Linked DNA regions of Homo sapiens: all the other regions are linked to region 2. Evidence: chromatin loops called from intact Hi-C (ENCODE). Cell type or tissue: heart right ventricle. All regions are shown on one strand. Region 1 overlaps IPPK (inositol-pentakisphosphate 2-kinase). Region 2 overlaps CENPP (centromere protein P). Region 3 overlaps CENPP (centromere protein P). Region 4 overlaps CENPP (centromere protein P). Region 5 overlaps CENPP (centromere protein P).

The links. A loop is a pair of places that touch in the nucleus more often than their neighbours do. Peaks named below come from ENCODE experiments on the same cell type or tissue, not always from the same donor. Only the 100,000 strongest peaks of a DNase experiment are listed, where the experiment ranks them.
Region 1: a loop joins it to region 2, with 2.7 times the contacts of the local background. A loop is called at or near these places in 20 of 110 quality-filtered maps.
Region 3: it touches region 2 in a loop (7-fold over the local background); 52 of 110 quality-filtered maps call a loop at or near these places.
Region 4: it touches region 2 in a loop (2.0-fold over the local background); 2 of 110 quality-filtered maps call a loop at or near these places.
Region 5: it touches region 2 in a loop (2.6-fold over the local background); 58 of 110 quality-filtered maps call a loop at or near these places.

The regions. Positions count from the first base shown.
Region 1 is chr9:92,633,174-92,637,173 of GRCh38, forward strand. IPPK (inositol-pentakisphosphate 2-kinase) reads right to left here. Exons shown (of 13, transcript NM_022755.6): 10 at 1,985-2,135; 11 at 1,213-1,315. Among named protein-coding and RNA genes, the nearest start is that of IPPK, 35 kb to the right of the region's middle. In heart right ventricle, CTCF peaks have their summits at 1,719 (motif pointing left) and 1,921; a DNase peak (open chromatin) is centred at 1,688; H3K4me3 peaks cover 683 bases; H3K27ac peaks cover 2,223 bases.
Region 2 is chr9:92,437,042-92,441,041 of GRCh38, forward strand. All of the region lies in intron 5 of CENPP (centromere protein P), which reads left to right. Among named protein-coding and RNA genes, the nearest start is that of OMD, 15 kb to the left of the region's middle. In heart right ventricle, a CTCF peak has its summit at 2,257; no DNase peak of the experiment used is centred here.
Region 3 is chr9:92,341,015-92,345,014 of GRCh38, forward strand. All of the region lies in intron 3 of CENPP (centromere protein P), which reads left to right. Among named protein-coding and RNA genes, the nearest start is that of CENPP, 17 kb to the left of the region's middle. In heart right ventricle, a CTCF peak has its summit at 2,005 (motif pointing right); no DNase peak of the experiment used is centred here; H3K27ac peaks cover 1,052 bases.
Region 4 is chr9:92,482,527-92,486,526 of GRCh38, forward strand. All of the region lies in intron 5 of CENPP (centromere protein P), which reads left to right. Among named protein-coding and RNA genes, the nearest start is that of ASPN, 2.0 kb to the left of the region's middle. In heart right ventricle, no CTCF peak of the experiment used is centred here; no DNase peak of the experiment used is centred here; H3K4me3 peaks cover 347 bases; H3K27ac peaks cover 2,466 bases.
Region 5 is chr9:92,330,625-92,334,624 of GRCh38, forward strand. CENPP (centromere protein P) reads left to right here. Exons shown (of 8, transcript NM_001012267.3): 2 at 1,546-1,727. Among named protein-coding and RNA genes, the nearest start is that of CENPP, 6.7 kb to the left of the region's middle. In heart right ventricle, no CTCF peak of the experiment used is centred here; a DNase peak (open chromatin) is centred at 2,047; H3K27ac peaks cover 2,823 bases.

The sequences.
Region 1 (4,000 bases), 200 kb after region 2:
TTAATTTTTTTGTATTTTCAGTAGAGGTGGGGTTTGACCATGTTAGCCAGGATGGTCTCAATCTCCTGACCTCATAATCCACCCGCCTCAGCCTCCCAAAGTGCTGGGTTTACAGGCGTGAGCCACCACACCCGGCCCAGGATAACATTTTAAAATGTGTAATATAAAATACAGGTGGCAGAAATGTAAAATACCAAAAAAAAAAAAAAATGTTTTTTTGAGACGGGGCTTGCTCTGTCACCCAGGCTGGAGCACAGCGGTATGATCACAGTTCCCCGCAGCCTTGACTGCATCCTCCTACCTCAGCTTCCCAAGTGGCTGGGACTCTAGGCACACGCCACTACGTCCAGCTAATTTTTTAATTTTTCTTTTGTAGAGATGGGCGTCTCACTATGTTGACCAGGTTGGCTTCCAACTTTTGGTTTTAAGTAATTCTCCCACCTCAGCCTCCCAAAGTGCTGAGCCAAAATATTTTTAAAAACAAATGTATTCCGTAGTAATATGTAACATTTAATGCAGTGATGAATAAACCACATCTCAAAGTGTCTGCAGTTACAGTGTGAGACGGAAAGTCTGTTTTTTTATTCTCTTAGTGGCAAACTCCTGGGTCCTGATGAACCCACAGGCTCATTGCCACATTCGTAATGGAAAGAAATGCTAAATTCCAGGTACAGCTTAGTGAAAATGAAGATGCCATTTTTTTCCTATCCAAGCTCATGGAGCCCTGAATTTCACAGACCCAGGAAGTACAGGGCCAGTCCTCTTCCCTAAGAGACTCCTGCAGGCTGTCCCTTGGCCTCGGTTCTAAGGGAAGGAAGCCGCCCGCATACAGCCAGGGGCAGGGCAGAGGCACAGGTGGGGTCCCAGGACCCTGGCAAGGGCCTTGTAGCAAGGGACAGTTGGCAGAGAGCCTGTTGTGGGCTGCTGAGAAGGCATGCAGATGGGTTGCAGATCGGCCGCCCCTGGGGCCTGACCCCACCAGGAACGGGCCAGGGCAGAACTCAACCAAGGGAAATTCCCCTTAAAACCTCAATGCACCACCACCTGCCCCAGTTCATCTGGGAGAAACTTCAGCCACTTCTTTTTGATCCCAAGTTTTCTGCTTTAAACCTCAGGGGTAGGTAATGGAAAAAAAAATACAAAAAACAAAAAAACAGATTAGTGCTAAGAAGCTAAGGATCACACAGCAAGTTTTTGGATGGGTCTGCCCACCTTCGTTAGCGCGAAGGCCACTGTCCCGTCATCCTCAGTGGAAAGGTCAAGCAGCTTCTGGTAAAATGCTTCATCATAAGGCCCATCTATTTGTAAGGTTTTTCTGAAGAAGAAAGCACAATAAAAACAGGATGACAAAGCCGCACGGAGGTTGTTTCTTAAACTGCTAACAGTCTACAAAGCCCAGCACCACTAAACATCACACATTTTGTTTTGAAAAACACATAACAGATCTATCTCCCTCATGTTAAACATCAAGGTTTTTAACAGAACTCAGCAAGACCAGAACCAGCGAGCCTTGAAGCTGAGCCTTCTCCTGTTCATGACAAGTAGCATCCTGCGTCAGAGATGCAAGGAAGACCAGCGAGGAAGGAAGAGGATCCTGGCCCCGACTGGACACCGCGGGTGTGGACCCCAATGACCCGCAGTGAAAGCCCAGGACAGAGGCTGGGCTGACACAGAACGACCTGCAGGAGCGCTGCTCAGCTGTGGAGCAACACTGCCCTCTGCAGGCTCAGCCCCATCTTGGGGTTTCGAATTAGCAAGGTCACAGACGTGCTTTCTTTTCTAGAAACAAGTGACCCTGTTCCTCCTTTACAAGGCACTACATTCCAGAGCAGGCCTGGGCACCTGGGAGCGGAGGACTGGGGTAGGAAGTGGCCGGCATGCTTCATCCTCCTGGGAAGCTGTGCCTTGGGAGGCGCATTCTTACCCTGCCCACTCCCACAGTCTCCTCTCAGGGCTGCCCAACAGGGGGACCGCCCGACCTCACCTCTCCTCGGGAAACTCTTCCAGGTATCGCTCAACCCGGTTGTACAGAGGGTAGAGGCCTTCGATGTCCAGCAGGTCCAACATCTGCACCTGGAGGGTTTTGTACAGAAGACAGCCCTTCGGTAACCCCGAGCGCTCTGGGGTGTTTTTTCCTACCGAGAACATCAGGGGAAAACGAGAGCATGTTGATTATCAAAGAACGTGGAGGGAGACACAGGCCGGCGCAGACCGCAGGGCTCATCCTGGGCTCCGCCATACGGGCATCACCACAGGCAAGGACTGCACCCTGGACTGGCACTAAGGACAGACGAGATGACGCTCCCGCCTCACAGAGCTGCTGGAGCTGCAGCGTGCCTGGACCACACTGGATGCACCAGGCCAAGCACAAAGGAGGGAGCAAGAAATGCACATGTCCTGCCTCGTGGCTCTCCTCTCCCAACACAACTCTCAGAATGTCCTTTAGATTCCACCACAACAGCCCTGGAAGTCACTTTATGATCTAAGTTTAGACATAATCCTCATTTTAAGTCAGGTCACAAAATTTCTTCTTTTTCTTTTCTTTTTTTTTTTTGAGACAGAGTCTTGCTCTCTGTGGCCCAGCCTGGAGTGCAGTGGCGTGATCTCGACTCATTGCAACTGCAAGGCAAGGAATTTCTAAGATCCTGCTGACATCCTAAATCTGCAAGACCACTAAAGGAGGAAAACCCTGGGACACTGTCTGCAGAGTCCAGAGCCATGAGCCCACACTGAGAGGCAGGTAAGACCTGGGCTGGCGACAGGCACGAGCTCAGAACCAGCCACACAGAGCCACAGACAGGGGTCAAAGCCACTGACAAGGACCTGTTATATCATAGGGACAGAGGCAGAAACAAAACTCCACTTGCCACTCACAGTTGTTTGGCACCTGTGCTGTACAGGGTGCCAAGTGAGCTTGGGAGGTACCAAGTCCCAGATCATCTCCTGCCACTGAAGGGAGCAACCATCTCCCACAAAGAACCAAACTACAGGCAAAGACACAGTAAGAAAGGTGTCCATGCAGGGGGAAAACTGTAGTCAGCTGCAGATTTCACTAGGACCCGGCACGAAAATGCCAACATGCAGGGAAACAGGAGTAAAAGTTCACATGCCCAACTAGAGGGGATTTGTTAAAATTACAGCAGATCCATGCATGGTCAATAAAGAACAAAATGCATGTGATCTCCAGGCGCCGTGGCTTACGCCTGCAATCCTAACTTTCTGGGAGGCCAATGCTGGCAGATTGCTTGAGCCCAGGAGTTCAAGACCAGCCCGGACAACATGGAGAAACCCCATCTCTACAAAAAAAAAATACAAAAATTAACTAGGCGTGGTAGTGCGTGTCGGTAGTCCCAGCTACTCAGGAGGCTGAGGCAGGAAGATCACTTGAGCCCTGGAGGTGGAGGTTGCAGTGAGCCAAGTTCACACCACTGCACTCCAGCCTGGGCAACAGAAACAGACCTTGTCTTTAAAAATAATTAATTTAAAAAAAAAACATATATGTGATGATATAGATACAGATTTATGCTAGTTAAGTAAAGAAAGTCAAGTTACAAAATGACATGTAGAGTATGATCTTATTGTTTTAAACTGCACATCCCAGCAGCCAGGGCCCAGCTCCACTCCCTCCTGTCTGTGTCCATGTCCAAAAAGGTCTGCAGGAGCCCCGGGGTGCTGTGGCGCCTCCTGTTGGTGCCCCCAGACCACCTCAGCAACTGGTGCCATCTGTCGTTGCAGACACAGTTGGCTTCCTTAAAAGCAATTATGTGCCCAGATTATAGGCATAATTTTAACAAAATTTTCTGAAATGATCAGGAATCACTTTCATAACAAGAAAAAAAAAACCCCCACAAAGTTCATTTGTAGTGAGAAAACATGGTGGCTCATGCCTGTAATCCTAGCACTTTGAGAGTCCAAGGCAGGCGGATCACTTGAGGTCAGGAGTTTGAGACCAGCCTGGCCAATATGGCGAAACCCTGTCTTTACTAAAATACAAAAATTA
Region 2 (4,000 bases):
ATACAAAAAAATTAGCCGGGCATGGTGGCAGGTGCCTGTAATCCCAGCTACTTAGGAGGCTGTGGCAGGAGAATCGCTCAAACCCAGGGGTCGGAGGTTGCAGTGAGCAGAGCTCACACCATTGCAATCCAGCCTGGGCAACAAGAGCGAAACTCTGTCTCAAAAATAAATAAATAAATCTTGCTGGGATTTTGGTAGGAATTACATTAAAACTGTATATCAATTTGCCTTTTTTTAATTGGGTTTTTGTCTTATTACACATTGTAAGGGTTCTTTGTATATTCTGGATATAAGTCCTTTATCAAATATATAGCTTGTAATATTTTTCTTCTAGTGTATGATTAGTCTTTTTCTTTTGTCTTTTTTTTTGTTTTGTTTTTTTTTTTTGGACAGAGTCTCGCTATGTTGCCCAGGCTGGAGTGCAGTAGTAGGTTCTTGGTTCACTGAAGCTTCTGCCTCCTGGGCTCAAGTAATCCTCCCACCTCAGCTTCCCGAGTAGCTGAGACCACAGGCATATGCCAACACACCCAGCTAATTTTTGTATTTTTTGTAGAGACAGGGTTTCGCCATGTTGCCCAAGCTGATCTTGAATTCCTGGGCTTAAGCGATCCACTCTGCTTCCCAAAGTGTTGGGATTACAGGCATGAGCCATTGTGCCTAGGCTTTTCATCTTCTTAATAGCCTTTTGGCACATAAATATTAATTTTGTAAAGTCCAATTTATAAGTTATTTTTTGGAGACACTGTCTCACTCTGTTGCCCAGGCTGGAGTGCAGTGGCTCAATCACAACTTACTGCAACTTTAACCTTCCAGGCTCAAGTGATCCTCCCACCTCAGCCTCCAGTGATCCTCCCACCTCAGCCTCCAGTGATCCTCCCTCCTCAGCATCTCGAGTAGCTGAGACCACAGGCATGTGCCTCCACACCTGGCTAATTTTTTTATTGTTTGTAGAGATGAGGTCTCCCTGTGTTGCCCAGGCTGGTCTTGAACTCCTAGGCTCAAGTGATCCTCCCACCTCAGCTACCCATAGTGCTGGGATTACAGATGTCAGCCACTGCACTGGGACCAATTTATGATTTTTTATCTTTTATTTTTCATGCTTTTGGTGTCAAGTCTAAGAACTCTTTGCCTCAGGTCTTAAATATTTTTTCCTGTTTCTTCCAGAAGTTTTATAAGTTTTATCTCTTATATTTAGGTCTATGATCTGTTTTGATTTAATTTTTGTGTGTGGTGTGAGGTTAGGATCTAAGTTCACTTTTTTGCATGTGAATATCCAATTGTCTCAGCACCATTTGTTGAAAGGACAGTTATTTCTCCATTGTCAAAAATTAGTTAACCATAAATGTGCAGGTTTGTTTCTGATCCTCAGTTCTGTTCTATTGCTCTATGTGTCTGCCTTATACCAGTGTCATGCCCTCCTTATTAGGGTAGTTTTACAGTAAGTTCTGCCATTGGAGAGTATACATCCTCTAACTTTGTTGTTCTTTTTCCAAATTGTTTTCACTGTTGTAAGTCCTTTGCATTTTCATATAATTTTTGAGATTGGTGTGTCTACATCTACCATTATTAAGATTTCATAATGATTGAGTGCTTAGTATTTAAACATTGCATTTAAACTGCTTCATTTTTGACTGGGTGTGGTGGTTCTTGCCTGGAATCCCAGCACTTTGGGAGGCCAAGGCAGGTGGATCACTTGAGGTCAGGAGTTCGAGGCCAGCCTGGCCAACATGGTGAAACCCCGTCACTACTAAAAATACAAAAATTAACCAGGCATGGTGGCATGTGCCTGTAATCCCAGCTGCTTGGGAGGCTGAGGCAGGAGAATCTCCTGAACCTGGGAGGCAGAGGTTGCAAAGCTGAGGTTGCATTACTGCACTCCAGCCTGTGTGACAGAGCGAGACTCCATCTCAGTCAATCAATCGGTCAATCAATAAACTGCTTCATTTGTTATTGCTACGTGGTATGGCCTTAGTAAATGCTTGGTGCTGTTCTTTTGTTCTTATTAAGATTTTCCAGTATGGGGAAGTGACTTAGATTTTTTTGCATATGAAGCACAATTCTGTTTGTCCGTTTTCAAGTATTTCATCTTTTTGTTTTCCCAAGTATTTTTATTAGATCGTGTGTTATTATTTTTGCTTCTAGTTAGAAGTTATTGGCTAAATTTTAAAAATATAATAATAGTGGCTTAAGACTATTTTAAAGTAGACCTGGCTTTCTTGTCTTTATTTTCAGACTTCCATAGCTTATTAGAATAAGACTGCCCTCCCATGGTGAAAATTAGGTAATTTTTTTCAGTAAATTTAATGGGCTTATTTTTGGAAAAAATAATTTAAAATATATATATTTTTAAAATATGTGGGAAATAAGTGATAAGCTATTCTGTGTTTCCAAATAAACAGAGATTGTAGAATCCTCCCCAGCCCCCACTAGCTATAGAGTCACAGTGGCTGACCAGCATGGGAGGCCCTGGCCACAGCTTTTCATGAGTTGGTGGTCTTAAGTCACCTGTCTCTCTGGAGAATCAGTTTTATAATCTTAAAATGAAGAGGTTTCAATGAGGCTGCTCCACATCTAAACTTGTGTGGCTCCTTTGTCTTTCTATGCCACCTTCTCTTTGTCTTCCTATTATTTTATGGGATATCGCTTTATATCTAGTCCTCTTTCTCAATCCCATGTTAAAATTCTTGGAATGCTCTTGAGTCTTATTGGTCTGATCCCCTCTATATTTTCTGTAGAATTATGTAATATTACTACAAGTACCATTTGGGTGAAAGGAACTCTTTGATCTTCAAAGTAGTGAAATGATTCTAAGTATGGATAAGAGTGGTGAATATAGAGACCTAGGAACCAGAATTTCTGTTACTTATGTTTATTCAAGTTAATATTTACAGTGGCCTCCCCTTATCCACAGTTTTGCTTTCCCCCATTTGAGTTACCCATGGTCAACCATGGTCCAAAAATATTAAATGGAAAATTCCAGAAAGAAATAATTCATGTTTCAAATTACATGCTATTTTGAGTAGCCTGACGAAGTCCTGTGCTGTCCAGCTCTGTCTAGTCCAGGACATGAATCATCCCTGTGTGCAACATATCCACACTATATACACTCACCTCCCATTAGTCACTTAGGGTTATCAGATCACCTGTCATGGTATCCCAGCACTTACGTTGTAGTAAACCTTATGTCAAAGAGAATCTATAACGGGGTGCCTAGTCTTTTGGCTTCCCTGGGCCACATTGGAAGAAAAAGAATTGTCATGGGCCACACATAAAACACACTAACACTAGTGATAGCTGATGAGTTAAAATAAATAAATAAATAAATAAATAAATAAATAAATAAATCACAAGAAAACTCATCATGTTTTAAGAAAGCTTACGAATTTGTGTTGGGCCACATTCAAAGCCATCCTGGGCTACAGTGGGCCATGGCTGTGGGTTGGACAAGCTTGATCTATAAAGTGCTTCCCTTAAGTGAAAACTTTTCCCTTAGTAAAAGTTCTCAACTTAATAAGGAAAGAAAAAGAATGGTATGGTAAGAGTGCTAACATCTGTAGTAAGACCAAATCTCCTATCTGTAAAATTGTGAAGAAGGAAAAAGAAACTAGTTTAGTTTCCTGTTGCACCTCAAACTGCGAAAGTTATGACCACAATTAATGCATTATAAGTATTTAGTTAAGAGGGAAAAGGCATTAAATCTGTGAGTGGAAGACGTGAACAGAAATGTGTTTTGACTGACAACAATCAGGTTTTGTACTTGCTGTGGTTTCAGGCATCTACAGGGGATGTCTTGAAACATATCCCCCAAGGTAAAACCGAGACTATTGTTCAGTAAGTCCTCACTTAACATCGTCAATGGGTTCTTTGAAACTGCGACTTTAAGTGAAATGACATATAATGAAACCAATTTTACCATAGGCTAATTGTTATCAAACAAGTGTTAAGTTCCTGTGGCATATTTCTGGTTATAGAATCATCACCGAACTTCGTAATGAAGACC
Region 3 (4,000 bases), 96 kb before region 2:
TCCTGAGAAAGAGAATACGTGCCTGGAGGTATAGGATTATAAACAGCCCCCCCAGGGGCGCCTGTCTCTTATGGTTGAGACTGCAGAGATGAAATATACTCCAGTCTCCCATAGCGCTCCCAGGCTTATTAGGAAGAGGAAATTCCCACCTAATAAATTTTGTTCAGACCAGTTGATCTCAAAACCCTGTCTCCTGATAAGATGTTATCAATGACAATGGTACCTGAAACTTCATTAGCAATTTTAATTTCGCCTTGGTCCTGTGGTCCTGTGATCTTGCCCTGCCTCCACTTGCCTTGTGATATTCTATTACCCTGTTAAGTACTTGATGTCTGTCACCCACACATATTCGCACACTCCCTCCCCTTTTGAAACTCCCTAATAAAAACTTGCTGGTTTTTGTGGCTCGTGGGGCATCACGGATCCTACCAACGTGTGATGTCTCCCCTGGACGCCCAGCTTTAAAATTTCTCTCTTTTGTACTCTGTCCCTTTATTTCTCAAGCCGGCCGACGCTTAGGAAAAATAGAAATGAACCTATGTGATTATTGGGGTAGGTCCCCCGATAGTAGAAGACATTTCTGATAATGTGATATGCTCCTAAAGAATGACAGCTGCCTGACCAGAGTCATTCCTAGCATGAACTACCACATGGTTTGGCCTGCTGGGCCTGGGCAGCCGCCCCAGGGCAGCACAGACAGGACAGAAGCCAGACAGTGGATGTCCTGCCACTTAGGTCCTGCAACCCCTGCTGCTGTGGCCACACTCTGCCTCCTAACAGACAGTGTTGGCACTGACCCAGACCTCAACAGTATTTTAAGCCAATATTCTCATCCTCATGTCATGAAAGCATGATTGAAAATTTTGTGACCATTTGATAATGGCCTGAGATTATACTGTTAGCTCACATGCTGAATGAATTAGAGTCAGTTGAGCTGTGCCAGACAGAAAACTTAAAAATAAAGGTACTAGAAGTGTATTTCTCTATTACTTAAGTAAACTTGTAAGTTTTCAAGGGCTAATATGGTGGTTTTATGATAATCAGGTTCTACCATCAGCCAACATGGCTTCAAGTCATGGCACAATGATCACATTAGCATTTCAGGTATCAGGAAGAAGTTGGGCAAAGAAAGCCTCGCCTGTTCTTTTAAAGGACACTTTCTGGAAGTTGTACATTCATCATTTTCACTTATATTCTATTGGCCAACAAGTTCATGCAAAGGATGCTGGGAATTTAGTCTTTGTTATGCTTGGCCATATGGCCAGTGAAAAACTGGGGCAAGAAAAAAGTATAAATAGAGGGGACTACTAGCAGTTTCTGTCCTATATGCTTTAGCGGATGCAGGGGGAAAAAAATCTAAGGAGAGGAACTGTAGATATCTTCTTTGAAGGACATAGAACCTAGTAATTGCTGAGTCTCTAAAGAGACATGAGTTGTCATTGTTTAAGTTTTAAAGTATGTATGTGTTTTGGGACTGATTGGTTTTACTAACAAAGTGCTACAGAAAGAGTGTGTTCTCCCTGGCTGTGTTAAGAACTCTCACTTTCTCTCTGAGCCTTTTAGATTTTATGATTCTTCTTGAAGACCAGGACTGGTAAACAAGGTGTTGGAAGAAATTACAGAGAGCTGTGGAATCAACAGGGTTTTTGGAATCAGTTGTGTGAGAGGCACCAAGAGTTCTTACTTGGGGAGGGAAAAACAAAGGACTATCTCGTTTCTCTTTATTGCTTACAATTCTGATATAATAACTTGATGAAAAGTTTTTGAAATGTTTATTACTTAATGGTAAATTCTAGCATATTCTATACCAACTTGTGTATGTATGCCTTTAGAAACATATCTAGTAGAATTGCTGGGTCAAAGGAAACTTACAAATTCTGATTGATAGTGGCAAATTGCCTTCTAAAATAGTTTTACCATTTTACATACTGAGCACATTTTTACATTTTTACTGTGAAGACTGATAGAAAAAGAAATGACACAGCAACCTTGTGTGTTCTAAAACATTTTTTAAAAATAAAATTTCCACTAGAGGGAGAGGTTTAGCTATCTGAAAATTAAAAAGTAATCTAAATAGTAAAACCCTCAATTTACAGAATATTGTTGTAATAAAGTTATATTAATATAATATTTGAACTAAACATGACCTCAAATCATGTTAATAGAATGTTAGAACAAAGTGATGACTTATAGTTTGTCTAGGTCAACCCTATTATTTTATAAGTAAATGGATCCAGAGAGTTTGAATGATTACTCATGTTGGTGCAGCTATTGTTGTCCAAGGTGGTTGGGACATAGAGCTCTGTTGGCCAGATTTACTTTCTGGTGTTCTTAGTACTACATTTGTGAAGAGTTGTAAGGCCATCAGAATTAACGTTTATCAGCCTTCCATAATCCAAGCAATATAGTCAATTAGATTGGTAGGAGTTTGTGGGGAAAGTGGCAGGTTAAGTATGTTTCCATAACTTCTGTCCCAATGAAATGAACAAAATTATTCAAAAAATAAGCAATTTTTTTAAATGGAAGAGAATACAATTCCATTATCACAGGCTCCAAAGAAAATCTGTTTGATATTAATGACATTTGAGTCTAAACACTGAAATCCAATACAGGGTGCTTCATGAGAGATTTGTAAGTTTTACAAAGTTAAGCTGGCCACATTGGCTCACGCCTATAATCTCAGCACTGAGGGAAGCCAAGGCAGGAGGATAGCTTGAGCCCAGGAATTAAAGGCCAGCCTGGGCAACATAGCGAGACCCTGTCTCTAAAAAATATATATTTTTTTAAATAAAAAAGAAATTAGCCAGGCTTGGTTACTTACATATATAGTCCTAGCCACTTGGGAGGCTGAGACAGGAGGATTGCTTGAGCCCACAAATTCAAGGTCACAAAGAACTGTGATTGAACGACTGCATTCCAGCCTGGGCAATAGAGCAAAACCCTGTCTCAAAAAAAAAAAAAAAAAAAAAAAAGGACCAACTTAATGGCACCCTTTTCCTAAAGATCTCTACCCATAATCCTTCAGTTGTAGAGGAGAATGAGAACTGTGGGCTTAAGTGGACCATAGTAGAAAGGAATGTGGTACTGAGACACATGTAGGGGCTTTGAGGTCAGATTGTTTATAAGGTCTCTTCCCTTATTTACCAACTGGGGAGAATTGACCTAGTTAGCAGTACCACAAGCAGGGGAGAGATGGAAAGATGGAAAAACAATATTTTGAAGTCAGCTTTTGAGTTGTTAAACAGGATTCTATAACCCAACAAAAAATTTGTTTTTGCCTATCCTAATGGGTGAAAAGCTGAAATCTAACATGTATCTACACATACTTGACCAAGAGACCAGATGTGCTCCTGAGATTTTTGCTTTCCTTTTCCTTTCTTTGCTTTTTTTTCTGGTAACAGTTCTATTGAGATATAATTCACATACCATATAACTTACCAGTTTAAAGTGTACAGTTCAATACTTTTTTTAAAGATGTAATTTATTTGGAATCCAAGCTTTGTTTCACAAGTTTATTATTTATTTTTATTATTATTATTGTTATTCTTTTTGAGACTGAGTCTCGCTCTGTTGCGCAGGCTGTAGTGCAGTGGCACGATCTTGGCTCGCTGCAACCTCTGCCTCCTGTGCTCAAGCGATTCTCCTGCCTCAGCCTCCCGAGTAGCTGGGATTACAGGCGCCTGCCACGACGCCTAGCTAATTTTTTGTATTTTTAGTAGAGACGGGGTTTCACCGTGTTGGTCAGGATGGTCTCCAACTCCTAACCTCAGGTGATTCACCCGCCTCTGCCTCCCAAAGTGCTGGATTACAGGCGTGAGCCACCGCGCCCGGCCAGTCTTTGCTCATCTTATAGGTAAAAATGGCATCTTATCGGCCAGGCGCGGTGGCTCCCGCCTGTAATCCCAGCACTTCAGGAGGCAGAGACGGGGGGATCAGGAGGTCAAGAGATTGAGACCGCCTGGCACGGTGGCTCACGCCTGTAATCCCAGCACTTTGGGAG
Region 4 (4,000 bases), 45 kb after region 2:
GTTACTGCTCATGTGTTTTCCATCACTGTTTGTATCGTAGCCAAGACTTCTAGCTAAACTCTAGACGTCTACTGGAAGATTCTGAAGAAGAAAAAAAAAGAAAGTTTAATAATGCATGGCAACTGGCCATTGAAAGTGCAGTCGGAGTCATTCAAGAAATACCTAGTTTTAAAAATATTAGATTCTTAAGTGAATGAATATTTGTAAATTACAATTTCAAAAATTACTCAACCTGTATAGACTAATAAAATATTTATCAATCTGAATAAAGGATACCAACATTACTGAAGTATATACCCAAACTTCAGATGTACCTGAGAAAGAACCATACTTTTTTTTTCTTCTAATGACTGTAGCTATTGCATTATGCATACTTCTCCAGACTTTTTTTTTTTTTTAAGCTTTTAGCACTGCTATAGCATGTCAGGGAAACTATGGATGAGGCTCCATGAACTGCTCCCTGGACTCAACATATGTGATATAACACAGACACACATGCATGTCCAAGTAACACCCTCTTAGGATGCATACAACTTTCCCTTTTCAAGAGAATATTAGCTATGGCCTCACTGACATTTAGGGAGACTTAGAGCAGGGAAGATGCTATTTCCTGAAAATAAATCATTATTTGTACCCCCTTTCCACTCATCCCCAAGAGACTGCCCAATTCTACATCAACTAAGACCTTCAAGAGAGGACAGTTTTCTTTTTTTTTTTTTTGAGACGGAGTCTCACTCTGTCACCCAGGCTGGAGTGCGGTGGCGCAATCTTGGCTTACTGCAAGCTCTGCCTCCCAGGTTCACGCCATTCTCCTGCCTCAGCCTCCCGAGTAGCTGGGACTGCAGGCGCCCGCCACCACGCCTGGCTAATTTTTTGGTTTTTTAATAGAGACAGTGTTTCATTGTGTTAGCCAGGATGGTCTCGATCTCCTGACCTCGTGATCTGCCCGCCTCGGCCTCCCAAAGTGCTGGGATTACAGGCATGAGCCACCATGGCCGGCCTGAGAGGACAGTTTTCTAACCCTAGTGGCAAGGACTTACTGTTGTAAGTGACCCCAATGGTTCTTCCCAACTGTTGTATAGATTTGGAGGCCAGCAAAGAGCTTTTCCAGTGGGTTAGAAGACCTGTTCTCTACTGTCATCAAGAGTCTGACCATCGTTTGTTCCCTCTCTCCAGAGAAATGGCACACATTGTGTTAAGCAAGGCAGCTACAGTCCTAAAGAATACATGTGCCTCAGATGTGCATAGCAGCTGGCTATGTGTTCATCCTCCCCTCACTTAAATAAAGTACTCCTCCTTGGACCTCTAGGCTGACAGTTCCAGGCAGCTCGGTAGTCCCATTAGTGGCCCTCTGTAACTCAGGCCCCATCCTAGCCCTGCAGCACCTTAGGGAATGACGGCCCTCCTGTTTGGTTTAGAATGCTCATATTCTCATTTATTCAAGTATATTTCAGTTGCAAATGTATCTGTTAACTGGATGAATTGGGAACATAATGAAAATATGAACTGGATTTTTAAAATCTTTGTATCCAGAGCATCTAGTGTTTGCCTAAATTCCTTCAGAACACAGTCATAAACAGGAAGCCCTTGGGTCAAATTCAGTTTGTCCTGCACAATGTTTTGTTTCTGAACTGTTTATTGAAGTGTATGTTACCAAAAAAAAACATATCATAATGGTACAACTCAATTAATTTTTACAAAATGACCCCAATCAAGAAATCCCAGCCTCACACTCCATTCTCATACATCCAGAATCCCTCCTCTTACTCCTCAAGTCACAGCCTGAGTTCAGCACCATAGGTTATTTCCTGAACTTTATATAAATGGAATCATACTGTGCATTCTCTTTTGCATCTGGCTTTTTTCATTCAGTGACATGCTTTTGAGATCCATTCGTGTCATTGTGATACACAGTAGTTCATTCTTGTCACTGTATAGTATTCTCATACATGAATAAGCCACAAATTGTTTATATATTCAACTAGATTAATTACCTTTTGGAGAGGTACTATGAACGTTCCTCAGTCTGTCATTTGGGGGTCATGTGTATGTATTTTTGTTAGGTGAAATTGCTGTATTTAAAAATAAGATTTCAACTTCTCTTTAAAAATTAGGCTTTCCCAGTCTGTGATTTCTGGTTTTGCATGGCAACTGTTGTCTCTGGGACTTGTGTTTTTCTCTTCTATACTCACAGGATGTTGTCCACGTCACCCACCCAAGGCACTCCTCAGTCGAGTTGCCTGCATGGCCTTTCTGGGTGCAGTTTTGCCTCCCATATCTAGAGAGTTGAGAGGCAGTTCCTGTAAGATTGTGTTTCTAAAGATATGTTACAGCTACTTTTCCTTCTCCCCACTGTGAGACTTAAGCTAGTCTTCCTCTGATATTTTGCTTCGATCTTTGGTCAGAGGGCCTAGGGAAAGAAATAGGCCCTGGAATAAGATGCTGGGGTTAGGGGTAGTATATTTGGCTTATTCACTCTGTTCTGCAGATAATGTGGTAAAGGTGCAGGCCTCAGGCACAACCCTCCACCATCTTGGGGCTGTGACATGGAAAGCTTTGCCTCACATTTGCCAGAGATGGTGCAGCAGGCACGAACGTGCCATCTGGGAAGAAACTGGAGTTTATCTCCACCCTTTTCCAGGTTATCATTCCAAATGAAACAGTGTACCTCTTCTTCCCTCAAGTATTGTGAAGAGAAAAATCTTCCATTTTTGTTTCCTAAAGGGGTCCTATGGAGGGGACCTAGTTCTTTTCTCCATGCTTTTTAAATTGTTTTATTTTTGCCTCATTGAGCCTTAGTCTAAATATTGAAGAACTAGTTGCATTATAACAGTATATTTAGGAATCACAAGTAATTTACATGTTGCAAACACAAAGATAAATTACAAAATTGAAAAAGTAATATTCTCAGTACTGACAGTTTATGAATAAAAATATTGATTGCCATAAAAGGAACTTTAATGCAAATTTATTTTCCTTTGGCCTTATATATGCTAACCATCGTGAAAATAAAAATAAATTGCCTAATCTAAGCTCTCGTATGATTTCTCACACCCTTTCTAGAACTTCTCCTGGTCTAGACATGGACAACAGTGGTCAAAGTCCAAACACAAATAAGAACAGGGGAGGACCTTGGAAACTGTCTCATGCAAATAAAAGATTGATTGATTGACAGAGTCTCACTCTGTCACCCATGCTGGAGTGCAGTGGTACAATCATACCTCAAACTCCTGGGCTAAAGCAATCCTCCCATCTCGGCCCCCCAAAGTGCTGAGATTACAGGTGGGAACCACCTGCACACAGCCCAAATGAAAAGGTTTGATAGGTGAGGCAGGAGCTATAGGAGCAGCATGTGTCAGGAGTATATTGTGGGGCACACACACACCTGCCAAAAAAGTAGGCAGTTTGAATTTTCTGATGTTCTTTTGCCAGTCTGTGGTGTCCTTCACATTCTAAATGAATTGGAATAGATTGTACAATGTTCTTTTATAGTAGTAGCTACAAGAAAGGCCGTCCACCAATCCATTCATTCAACAAATAGTGTAAGTGCTATGGAGAGAAGCAGGATAGGGGTGGGGGTGTCAAGGGTGCCCTCCCTGTCAGGTGACAGTCACAAGACCTGAGGGCTGTGAGGGAGTTAGCCGTGCCATGCAAACACCCACTTTAAGAATGTTCTAGGCCACTGAATTCTAGGATGTAAATATGCATAACATAGGGTTTTTTGTATAGTAGATGCTTAAAAAAGCTTCTGTGAAGGGATAAGTGATTAAGATTTCATGAGTTTTAATGTTCAAGTGTCCCTCATGGTGGACTAGGCACTTCGGTTTCTAATGAACTTATTTTATACTGTAGGTTGTGACCCAGGGGCAGTATTCAACATGCAGATTGTTTGGAGCATATAGTATTTTTAAAAACCAGGACATTTGATATCGAAGTCCAAATTTACAATGTATTTGGAAAAATATGAGCTGGAAAAACTGACCCTGATGTCCTATGTAGC
Region 5 (4,000 bases), 110 kb before region 2:
AATACAATTATTAGCTAAAATTTCTTTTTTTAAAAAAGTTTAAGTTTTTTTTTTCTTTTCTTTGTTTTTTTTTTTTTTTGTTGAGACAGAGTCTTACTTTGTTGCCCAGGCTGGAATACAGTGGCGTGATCTTGGCTCACTGCAACCTCTGCCTCCCATACTCAAGCAATTCTCCTGCCTCAGCCTCCTGGGTAGCCAGGATTACAGGCACCCGCCACCACTCGAGGCTAATTTTTTGTATTTTTAGTAGAGAAGGGGTTTCACCATATTGGCCAGGCTGGTCTCGAACTCCTGACCTCAAGTGATCCACCTGCCTTGGCCTCCCAAAGTGCTGGGATTGCAGGCGTGAGCCACTGCGCCAGGCCAACTAAAATTTCATTCTTTTTCTCAAGGAAAATATATTTATATGTTCTCAATGAAGAATGTCTGGCCATAGTGATGTTTAAAGAGATTTGCTATTTCTTTTTCCGATAAATCTCTTTCTTACTATAAAACGTTCTGTGGTGTTTACTTTTAGAAATTAAAGTTAGCTAATTGATTTTATTTTTTAATTTCTTTCTTTTTTTATTTTTTTGAGAGGGAGTCTCGCTCTGTCGCCCAGGTTGGAGTGCAGTGGCACAATCTCTGCTCACTGCAAGCTCCGCCTCCCAGGTTCACACCATTCTCCTGCCTCAGCCTCCCGAGTAGCTGGGACTACAGGCGCCTGCCACCACGCCTGGCAAATTTTTTGTATATTTAGTAGACATGGGGTTTCACTGTGTTAGCCAGGATGGTCTTGATCTCCTGACCGCGTGATCCACCCGCCTTGGCTTCCCAAAGTGCTGGGATTACAGGCGTGAGCCACGGCGCCTGGCCTATTTTTTAATTTCAAGACATCTTTTAAAATAATTTGAGAGATATATCAGACATTTAGGCTGGAATTTCATGGGTCAGAACACACATTGTAATTTTGCAAAGTAGTCCTGTTATAATTTATTTGAAAGGTGTTTCTAATATGTGGAAATTTGGAAGTATAATTTGGTTACATATGTTTTTTGTTGAAATTAAAGATTGTGGGCTGGGCATGGTGGATCACGCCTGTAATCCAGCACGCTGGGAGACTGAGGCGGGAGGATTGCTTGAAGTCAGGAGTTTAAGACCAGCCTAGGTAATAAAGCCAGACCTTGTCTCTATGAGAAGGAAAAAAAAATTAGCTAGGCACAGTGGCATACCTGTGGTCCCAGCTACTCAGGAGGATCCTTTGAGCCTGGGAGTTCAAGGCTGCAGTGCACTATGATTACACCACTGCACTCCAGGCTGGGTGACAGCGTAAGACCCTCATCTCTTAAAAAGGAAGAAAGAAAAAAAAAGTGGTGGTGTTAGTAACCACACTGGTTTTGAGAAAATTCTTTTTAATTTTTTAATTTTTTTTATTTTAATGGGGGAAGGTGACTTAATTGGAAGAGAGTAAGAGGGACAAAATGGGAATGCTTTGAGGAAAATGGGGTTATTAGATGAAACACGTGTTAGTAATTGGAGTGATTATTTTTGATATTTGCCTTTTAGAAAATCTTTTCAAGCCATACACCAATTCAATTTGGAAGGATGGAAGTCTTCAAAAGATCTGAAAAATCAGCTTGGACATTTAGAATCAGAACTTTCATTTCTAAGTACGCTTACTGGCATCAATATAAGAAATCACTCCAAGCAGACAGAAGACCTAACAAGCACTGAGATGACAGAAAAGAGTAAGCATTTTTTTTAAATCTAGACATAGTATGGAAGCTTACCTTATTATGCATAAGAAATTGGTTGTCATAATATTGAATTAAAATTCTACAAGGTAAGTATTTGAAAGTATGGTTGTGGTAAACTTGTTTACTCACATATCTTTTGAACATCACGGTGTTCAAAAAGCTGCCTGGGCCAGGCCCCGTGATCATGCCTATAATCCCAGCTTTTGGGAGGCCAAGGCATGCAGATCACCTGAGGTCAGGAGTTTGAGACAAGCCTGGCCAACATGGTGCAACTCTGTCTCTACTGAAAATACAAAAATTAGCCGGATGTGTTGGTGGGCACCTGTAATCTAAGCTACTTGGGAAGCTGAGCCAGGAGAATCATTTGAACCCGGGAGGTGGAAGTTGCAGTGAGCTGAGATTGTGCCATTGCACTCCACCCTGGGGGACAGAGCAAGACTCCATTTAAAACAAAAAAAAAAAGGGCTGCCTGAGATAAATATTAAAGAACAGACACAGTTTCTTTTCTTTCTTTCTTTTTTTTTTTTACCTTCTCCTTCCTGATGGAAAAGAACAGACACAGTTTTTATCATTAAGTACCTTAATAGTCAAGTAAATAGTAATAAGCGAATAATGATTATAAGAACAACAGCACCATTAATTTATACATCTTAGGAGTTGTTCAGCACTGACATGAAAGCTGCCAAGATAAATATTTTAGCAGCTGGACCTTTTGCTGGAAGGAAGGTTTCTGGTCCCAATGACTAGATTTTATTGCCAAAGATCTGTGATGCACTAAGAGATAAAGGGAAGCTACTGCAGCTGTGCAACTGGATGTCAAGAACTTTGGTTGGTCAAGAATAACATTCCCAAAAGCAGAAATCATTTTTGGTGTGCTTTCTGACTTTTCCACTGAAAATTACCCTCATGACAGGGGAGAGGGTCTTGGGCAGCCACTGCAGGGAGACTGAATTACATGTAGAAACAGAGTGATGGAATTTGGAGACTTAAATTACTTGAAAGGAAGAGATGGAATGCAGAGAGAATAGAGAATGAGGATAGGCCAGTTATAAGACTTTTACTAGCTTAAAAGCCGCAGCATGAAGATTAGGCGTAGAGTCTTGACAAAGCTAATGTGGTTTGAATGGGAGATTTCAGACAGGGACATCACAAGAGTTGAAATGCTTTTTTCCTGTGAGTAATATGTGCTCATTTTAGCAAACTTGGAAAAATATAGAAATTATGAAGAAGAAATATCATTTTAAAGCCAGAAATCTAAGTAGTTATAGGAGTTTCTTGAAATTAATTGCAAGTAATTCAGCAAGAGTAATGGTACCGGAAGAGAAATATCTTGTTTTTTATTTTTTTGTTCTTTTTCCTTTGTTTTTTGTTTGTTTTATTTTTTCGAGATGGAGTTTTGCACTGTCACCCGGGCTGGAGTGCAGTGGCGTAATCAAAGAGCTTTTTGAAGTCATTATTGTTTTCCATAGCTATTAGTTGGGCAGACACAGTTTCTGTGGTGTGTTAATGAATGTAGCTGAAGCTAGGTAATCAAATGATCTTGATTTCCTTCAAAATAATCATGTGAAGAATGTAGACTTTATTGCAGCTATGCTTTTATTTCTCCAAACATTTTTTAGAACTTTCTTTTGGAATTTCCTTCAGTGCCTATGATGATTCTTTTAAATTCTCCATTTTGATTCTGTAAGAGTCGGTTTACAAACTAAGTAATGGAATTTGGAGTCGAAAATTAAGTGTTACTGCAAAGTAATGAGAGTAGGGTTTTTTTTTTTTTTTTTGAGACAGAGTCTTCCTCTGTCGCCCAGGCTGGAGTGCAGTGGTACAATCTCAGCTTACTGCAGCCTCTGCCTCCTGGGTTCAAGCAATTCTCCTGCCTCAGCCTCCCGCGTAGCTGGGACTACAGGCACGCAGTGCCATGCCCAGCTAATTTTTGTATTTTTAGTAGTGACGGGGTTTCCCTACATTGGCTAGGATGATCTTGATCTCCTGACCTCGTGATACGCCTGCCTCGGTCTCCCAAAGTGCTGGGATTACAGGTGTGAGCCCCTGCGCCTGGCCGAGAGTAGTATTTTAATTTATAATTTTTATTCTTGTCTTTTGATTAGCTTTAAATGTATGTTGTTAAAAATATGTAGATGGGCTTGATGTATGGATGGTTTTGAAGGACTAATCCTCTTCTGCTGTCTGTGAACTTTGTTAAAAATGCACCCTTACTCATTATTTAAAAATAAAAATCAGGCCAGGTGCAGTGGCTCACGCCTGTA